2 separate regions of the Mus musculus genome follow, and region 2 is linked to region 1. The links are chromatin contacts, found by Hi-C or POLR2A ChIA-PET in ENCODE. All regions are on one chromosome and are shown on one strand. The core of a region is the stretch at or near the end of the contact, and the rest is flanking DNA. Distances in the headings are between cores, read along the strand shown. Region 1 holds the start of Zc2hc1a (zinc finger, C2HC-type containing 1A). Region 2 holds the start of Mrps28 (mitochondrial ribosomal protein S28).

The links. Hi-C counts contacts between places; a loop is a spot of excess contacts on that map. ChIA-PET counts read pairs that join two places held with the same protein, here RNA polymerase II (POLR2A).
Region 2: a loop to region 1 is called in a map of Patski, with 2.9 times the contacts of the local background. The contact joins the promoter of Mrps28 here to the promoter of Zc2hc1a in region 1. A Hi-C loop is called at or near these places in 1 of 37 maps with a recorded cell type or tissue (Patski). POLR2A ChIA-PET finds 5 or more read pairs at or near these places in 1 of 5 experiments (Patski).

What each region holds. Positions count from the first base shown.
Region 1 is chr3:7,501,379-7,504,871 of GRCm38, forward strand. It overlaps Zc2hc1a (zinc finger, C2HC-type containing 1A), which reads left to right and starts at 2,048. Exons shown (of 9, transcript NM_173181.3): 1 at 2,048-2,149. The coding sequence starts at 2,134. It also overlaps the pseudogene Gm23592.
Region 2 is chr3:8,921,658-8,925,430 of GRCm38, forward strand. It overlaps Mrps28 (mitochondrial ribosomal protein S28), which reads right to left and starts at 2,200. Exons shown (of 3, transcript NM_025434.3): 1 at 1,930-2,200. The coding sequence starts at 2,139. It overlaps Gm52601 (a long non-coding RNA gene), which reads right to left and starts at 1,915. Exons shown (of 2, transcript XR_003954436.1): 1 at 1,817-1,915; 2 at 1-726.

The DNA of each region.
Region 1 (3,493 bases), core at 798-3,297:
AACAGGGGCATCCTTCACTTTGCCTTTGGAGGTAACAGAGTTCTGTTACTGTATGGCTATGGACCCAGACATGGCCTTCTGTAACAATGCGGGACTACATCACCATGGTCCCAGATGACATCACAGGCTACTCACATCAGGATGTTCCTCACTCCAGTTCTGCCTCTCCTCGTGTGCCCATACCCTTCTGTTTCTCTTTGTCTTCCAATTCTCTACCGCTTACTTGCTCCTCTTACTAGCACCTAGGGTCTCTGAATGTCTGGGGTTGTCTCAGGAGTACAATGCCCTGTTCATGCGTTATGGTGCTAGTCAGGGGTCCTGTCAGGCATGGCCTATCCCCTTAGGCCTGCATAGCCCTCCACTGGCAATCATCTCAGGATACCTCTCTGCCCAGACCCCATGGCACCATTCTGATGGTCATCTCAGCCCTGGACACTGTATGCTTCCCCATCCCCCCACCCCTGCCCCCGACAGGCCCCTCATGCCAGACTGGTAGCTTTTCTGACAGGCCTTTTTCCAGAAATGTGAGGTAAATTATTCATGGGTCAGAACACTGAACTAGACATAGCTTCTCTCCTCTCTGCCATCTACTGGCAGACATGTGATATAGCAGCCACACCTGTAAGGCTTCTAGATGGCAGGGCCTCTTAAGGTACTTTTGTTATTGTTGCTATTTTTATTATTGTTATTGATGTTACTGTAGATTTTATGGCTAATAAGGCTTGTGTCCATCATCCTAATATTTGTCTAAACTTGCAATATGCAAAGTAAATGTCTTCTTTATTTTGATAATTCTTTTTGTGTTCTTTTTATTTTTTTGGGCATTCTTATGAAAGCTGTCCTCAACCTCATCTGATTTTGTCTTAGAAGCATGGCCAGGGGACTGGTGGTGGCGGGGCTCTCTACACCAATATAGGGTAACTAGGTTGGTTGCCTGCATGGAGGTCCCAGAAACTCAGAAGTCAGGGAAGCCCAGAGCAGAACAAGGAAAGGACTCATGAGATAATTGCAGAATGGAAGTTTCTTATACTATTCTGTACCAGACTCGGACTCTACGGTCTTCACACCCACTGTGAGCGTCTTCTCACAGATAAGACCTCTTGGCGTTTGCTTGTTTAAACAAAATCAGAGAGTTACTGACATATTTAAGTGTATACAGAATTAAGACAACTTTTGAATTAAACTGCTCAACAAGAAAACAGTGTAAGACTTGTTACGAACAAAATATATTGATAACTTAGTAATGGACACCCCAGAATCAGTAAACAATATGATTGGTTTATTCTTGCTAAGTAAAATTTTCGAAGAGTTTTAGTAAGGGTAAAATGTGTTAGACTGTGAAGCAAAACCGTTTGAGTGGTTGGATTCCATTTTGACTCTGACAGAAAGACACCTTTGTGCCTTGATAGGTTAGCTTCCCAGTTTAAAGCGCTCAGTACAGTACAGCCTTGATGAGATGCAGAACTGCAGTTGAGGGCAAGCATAGTGCTGGCCAGGGAAAGATTGTGCAACGGGGAAGTTTCATTTCTAATTTCGGGCCTAACTTTTTATAGTTAGAAAACTGTTTCAGAAGTTTGGCGCAATCTCAGTTCCACAGTCCCATACAGAAAATATGACTTACCTAGGAAACAATGTCTTAGCCCATAGAGCTGTGTCTGAAGAACAAGGCTAGAGGATGTTGCTTGATTTAAAAGGGCAGTGAACACGGGATGGTGCTGGACCAAGGCCCCCTTATCTTGTTACAAGAGCTCAGAGGGACCTGTTAAAAAGACATTCTCTTACTGACTGGAGATGAGGAGCTCCGAGATGCGGAGGCATTCTAAGCTGGAAAACAAGGTGTGAGCCTAAATGTGGCTGAAGTGGAACAAAGGCGTGTAAGGATCTCGGATTGCCAACAAAAGTAGCTGCGGTTTCCAGGGAGGGTGGTTGGAAAAACCTTGGTGGAAGGAGAGTCCCTCGGGAGGTGGCAGAAGGCGCAGCCCCGCCCTTAGTAGCTCCGCCCCTGTCACCCCGCCCCCACCCGCGCGGACCAATAGGAGGCCGGGATGTTAGAGTGTGGGAGGTGCGGCCGTGTTGCTACAGCAGGAACTGGGCGGCGGCGGGTGCTGCCTGCGGAGCCTGAGGCGGCGCGTCATGGACGGACTGGAAGGTGAGACGCGAGGGGGATGCGACCGCGGGGCTCCAGCGGGCCCGAGCGACCGGGGCCTGGAGTCTGGGGGCAAGTGCGGCCGGCCGGCCGGCTCTGCAGCGAGGTCCCCGCGCTCGCCGACACCCGGGGCGGAGCTGGCGGCCCCTTACGGGAGCGGTGGCCGCGGGCTGCCCGCCGGGCACGGTGCTCGACTTCACCGCGGGGTTGGAGCCCCCGCGTCCTCACTTCTGCAAGGCCTAACTACCATGTCGGGTCCTTTCTGGACCCCTGAGTTTCCTGTGGGCACTAGGTGTCTCTGGTCGAGTCTTATCTTTGCAAAGTGTATTCTTGGTTAAGGTTCGCGACGCCCGGGTCGCCAGCTCTTGCTGACCCCTCAGGACCTGCCCTGCCTCCAGCGAGCTCTGGACACACACCTTGGACAGTCGTAGGTCCATTCCTTCCATTTCTACCGCACCTTGCTCGGAGAGATGCCGGAGCATCTCCCAAGGAAGTGTCCCTGGCGAGCTCTACAGCAGGGACAATAGCTTCAACATTAATGGTTTATTCACGAGGACGGTCTAGGGAAAAGCCAGCTTTGCTTCCTTATCTTCACTTTATCCTGGTGCCTTAGCCATGGCTTCAGATTTTGTTTTGTTCCCAGTTCTTTCCCTTTCTTCATCCATTTTAATCCCGCGCTAGGACAACATTTCACTTAAAAAACAAAGGAAGGAAGAAAAAAAAAATCTTAACAGTGGTGACAACAGTTTCAGGATTTAAAAAGACTAGGGATCTTTCTGATATACAAGCTTTCAGAAAATTTGGATCCTGCTGCCTTAAAATAGTTTTTTTTTCTCTCTTAAAATTGTTTCACCACTTACTGTACTTGGAATGAATAGGGGACTTGATCCCTTCATTTTCTTGTATTATAGATAGTCAAATATTTCAGGACATGTTACGAAGTTAACAGTGGTAACTGATAACTCTTCCCCAGTGATTTAAGTGTACCAGAAAGAAAATATAATAATATGATTATGAATTTTATTTCACAATGATATTTTGCAGTTAAGCTTTCTCCAAACATCTTGAAGGTGATAAAGAATTCTAATAGATCATTTATGCTGCAGATTAGCTGTGAAGGTCTTGCTTGGTGTACCACTCAAATTAACATGAAATGAGAAATTGTAATGACAGCATACCTTTCAAAAATCTCCTATTTTTGGATACCCCTACAGGCAACTCATTTTAGTGATTTACAACTATACTAGTATAGGGACTGTATAGAGAATAGAGTTGAAACATAGGTGTGAAGACTTTACAACGCTATCATACTGCATGAAGAGTGTTTAAGAATACTTCCCAGATTTT
Region 2 (3,773 bases), core at 950-3,449, 1.4 Mb after region 1:
CTTTCTAAAACATACACATATATGAAAAGGTGACCTAATTGAAGTTGACAAATAATGAGGGAGACAAGAGTCCCATGTGGCCATCTCTTGTCACAAAATGAAGCTTCCAGTCACAGGATTGTGTTACATCTGACTGAGCTGCTAGCCAAAGGGATCCACGAGAAGCCTCAAGCAACTGAAGCTGTTGCCAAAACTGTAGGCTGCTCTCCACAAACTGACAGCAAGGCCCACTGCTGAAGACAACACCTACTTATTGAACATGGAGAACACTGAACGTGGCCGGTGCCTAAATAAAGTCTTCACCCTTATGTTTTAAAGTTAGTCTACAGGCTTCTAAAAGAGAAATATAAACACCAACCCAGCCACAAACCCTTTGATCTAAAATGGTGTCCTGTCTGCAAGATATGCTGGTATTACAAAGCTTGTGGAGTAACCAACCAATATCTGGTTTGACTTATGAAACCCATTCCGAACACTGCTTGAGGGACCTCGGGTAAATCCAAATACTACTGTTCTTAAAAAAGAAAAACAATGTACCAATAAAATTATTCTTAATACGATTCTGTATGCTCATAGATCAGTGTCTTGCTCAGTCATCATCAGAGAAGCTTCCTCCTGCAGCAGTTGGGAACTCATACAGACGCCCTCAGCCAGACAGTATTCAGAGGTGGAACATCCTGTCCTAACAGGGATGTCTCCATCATATCCCTCCACTCAGTGTGAGCCCTAAAGAAGAGGAGATGGGAATGGTATAAGAGCCAAAAGGTTGTGGAAGACACCAAGAGAACAAGGCTCTCTAAATCAACATGAACAAAGCTGGCAGAGACTGGAAAGCACTCACAGGGCTTGCACCAGGCCTACCCCAGGTCCTCTAAAGTGTGTCGCGGCTTCCAGCTTCTATGGGACTCCTGAGTGTGTGCACAAGTGCCTGTATTTCCTCCACCTCTCTTGAGCTCTTTAAATTCTATTTGTTTTGTCCAATTCTAATATGTTAAGTTTTTGTTATCTTTTTATATTTTCATTTTCTTATTTTAAAAGAACTCCTAGTGCCCTATAAGTAAAAATTTGTGTTTTAAGCCACTACATGTGGCAAAAATCTCAAAACTATGTCCTGGGGTCCTTCCCATCACTAGATCAAAGAAAAGTTTTGGCACTCAAAACTAAGATGACCCTACAATCCTGAGAAATAGCTACATGTGTACTGTTCAGCAATACCCACTAGAGAACAAAAACTGGAAATTCAGATTTTTCTTATATAACCCAACCTCATGTATACCCGAGTCTCAGAATTTTTAAAAATCCCAGCCTTTTGTATTTGCACTACTTCATGTATCTAAATTATTTTACAATGTTTTACACAAAGGGGGAAAAAACTATATTTTTAAAATAAAAGGTCACTTGCAATAAAGGAAAGTGAAACACTGACAGTTTAAATCATACGCCCAGTTCACAATAGCTTTAAGTGTCAATTCAATTAAGATGCTTGTGACAGGCCTCGAGCCGCCTTGTGGCAAGGCTAAGACCTGGAGTCGTTTTCCTCCAAGTCTGACGGGTCGCCCCACAAACCCGATGGATACCTGGCCCAGAATGTGTCACAAAGGTATGCAGAGAGAACCCACAGGAGCGTAAAAGCCATGGAAAAGGAAGAAAATATTAATCACACGCTCTGCTGCAGGTCAAGGGTAGAAAGCTACCCCCGCCGCTCCAGTCGCTCCTCTCCTCATCCCTAAGTCACCGGCATAGCCCATGACAAGAAGGACAGAATTCACCCCCAACCCACGCTGGCCCCTCCCTGGAGTCGCCGCCTGAGCCCCACCCCAACACCGACGGGCTCCCGCCCCACCACGCCGGCTCCTCCCAGCGTCCCGGGCTTAGCCCCTCCCCACGCTCGGCCCGGCGTGCGGACGTGGCGCCGCGAGGCCTGCTTACCAGTCGGAGCTCCGCCTTCCGCTGCAAGTCCGAGTGTCGCTCCAGAGCGCTCGCGAAGCCGCCTGAACGCGCCCGAGGAGCGGAGGAGTCGTGGGTTGCGCTCTCGGAACCACTCTCCGTGCTTGCATTTCGCAAAGGCTTGGAGAAGACAAGCGCTCTCAAGAAACGGCTCCCAGCAGTCCCGGCGTGGGACCTACACAGCGCCGCCATGACGCCTGCGCGACCTCTGACCTCTTCTGCACGCTTGCAGGTCAGGGGGCGGGCCGAGGAGAGCCCCGCCTACCGCCTTAATCCCAGGCGAGCCTACTAGTCCGGTAGTTTAAAGCTTGCCTCCCGCGGACGCCAGAGAGCGCATGCCTCCTGAGGGACGGGGTGACGCTACAGCTGCTGTACTACACGGTCTTCAGAGGTCTCCTTCGTTATCCTGTTAGAGTTGGAAGCCCTATGCTCACCAGCACCTCCTGTGCCTTCGTTACTCAGCACTTTCGAATGCGTCATGCTTTAGATTTGAAATAATTCTTAGTGTTCACCCTCCAGTTTTGTAAACTCCAGGAAGGAAGGAGAGATTGCCTTTGCAAATGGGCACAAAGTTGTTCCTAAAACTGATGGTAGGTCTGTCCTTGGCCACTTCTGTTGCCAGTCACATGCATTACAAAACCCAACAGAAGTTTTATCCTAGCTAGCTACCATCATTTCCTGTGAATTAAGCTTCAGAAATATGCTCAGGCGTAGCACTTCCACGCTCCCATACCCAAACACTTGATATTGTTTGTTTCTCCCCAGTGTAAATCCCCAGAATTTGTCCATCCACTTAAGAATCGAACCTAGTTGCAAAAGTGTTTGCCTTTTAAGTGGACCACTAGTCTAATCAATGTAATGTTAACCTACAGATTACTAAATCCAAGGGCGGGTGTCAGTTTTCTATGTCATTTGTACATAAATATCTTTTTTCCCCTTATCGAGGTCTCATGTAACCCATACTGGCCTTGAGCTCACTGCGTAGTTGAGGGTGACCCTCATCATCTGACCCTCCTGCTTCTCCCTGAATGATGGGACTTTACAAGTACTGTCACTACCAGGGCCAGGACAGAACCTCTTTTATGTCTTTGACTCTTAGTGTAAGTCTTCCTCAATGCTGCAGGTCTATTTTGACCTTAGAATGATGCATAGTTTTGTGGATAACTTACCACTCCGCATTACTAGTCACTGTAGGGAGTATCTCACAAATTCAGTAGGAGCCTGAAAAGTAGATTCCGCTTCAAGTGAGATCTCATTCTGCATACGCTCATTTCTGCTGACACTTAAGTGGATTCTTGTCGAAAATGTCAATCTCTATGGCTACTACCACTTTCAGTTCCTTTCGGAAACAGTGTAGCAAATTGTAGAGCTCCCTTTAAGAGCCCTCAGCAGTCTCAAGTAAGGAACTTTCATCCTGGGCAATCCAGTATCCCCGTGCAGATTTGGTTTTTCTGCTTGGGAAAGCAAGCTGCTCAGCAGTGCCAAGTTTAAAGAACTGCTTTGCAAACTTAAACTGTATCACTTCCAGTGCTTGTCTGGCATGGCAAGGCCCTAGGTTCAATCTTCAGGATAAACCCTCCATCTGGATGAACAGAACAAATGAAGTCCCATCTTTAAATCCAACAGACATGTTATATTCGTGTTGCCTAAGCTAGTGAATAACCCTGAAAGCCAGGCAGCGCCATGGGGAGGGGCTCTTAGTCTTCCTAGTGATATATGTACGCTCAGTGGACTCGTCTTGAAGCTCCCAACTTAAGAAGTATCAAATGAAATTAGAAAAGTGAGGATTCACAGGGCAGTGGTGATATACAACTTGAATTCTATCC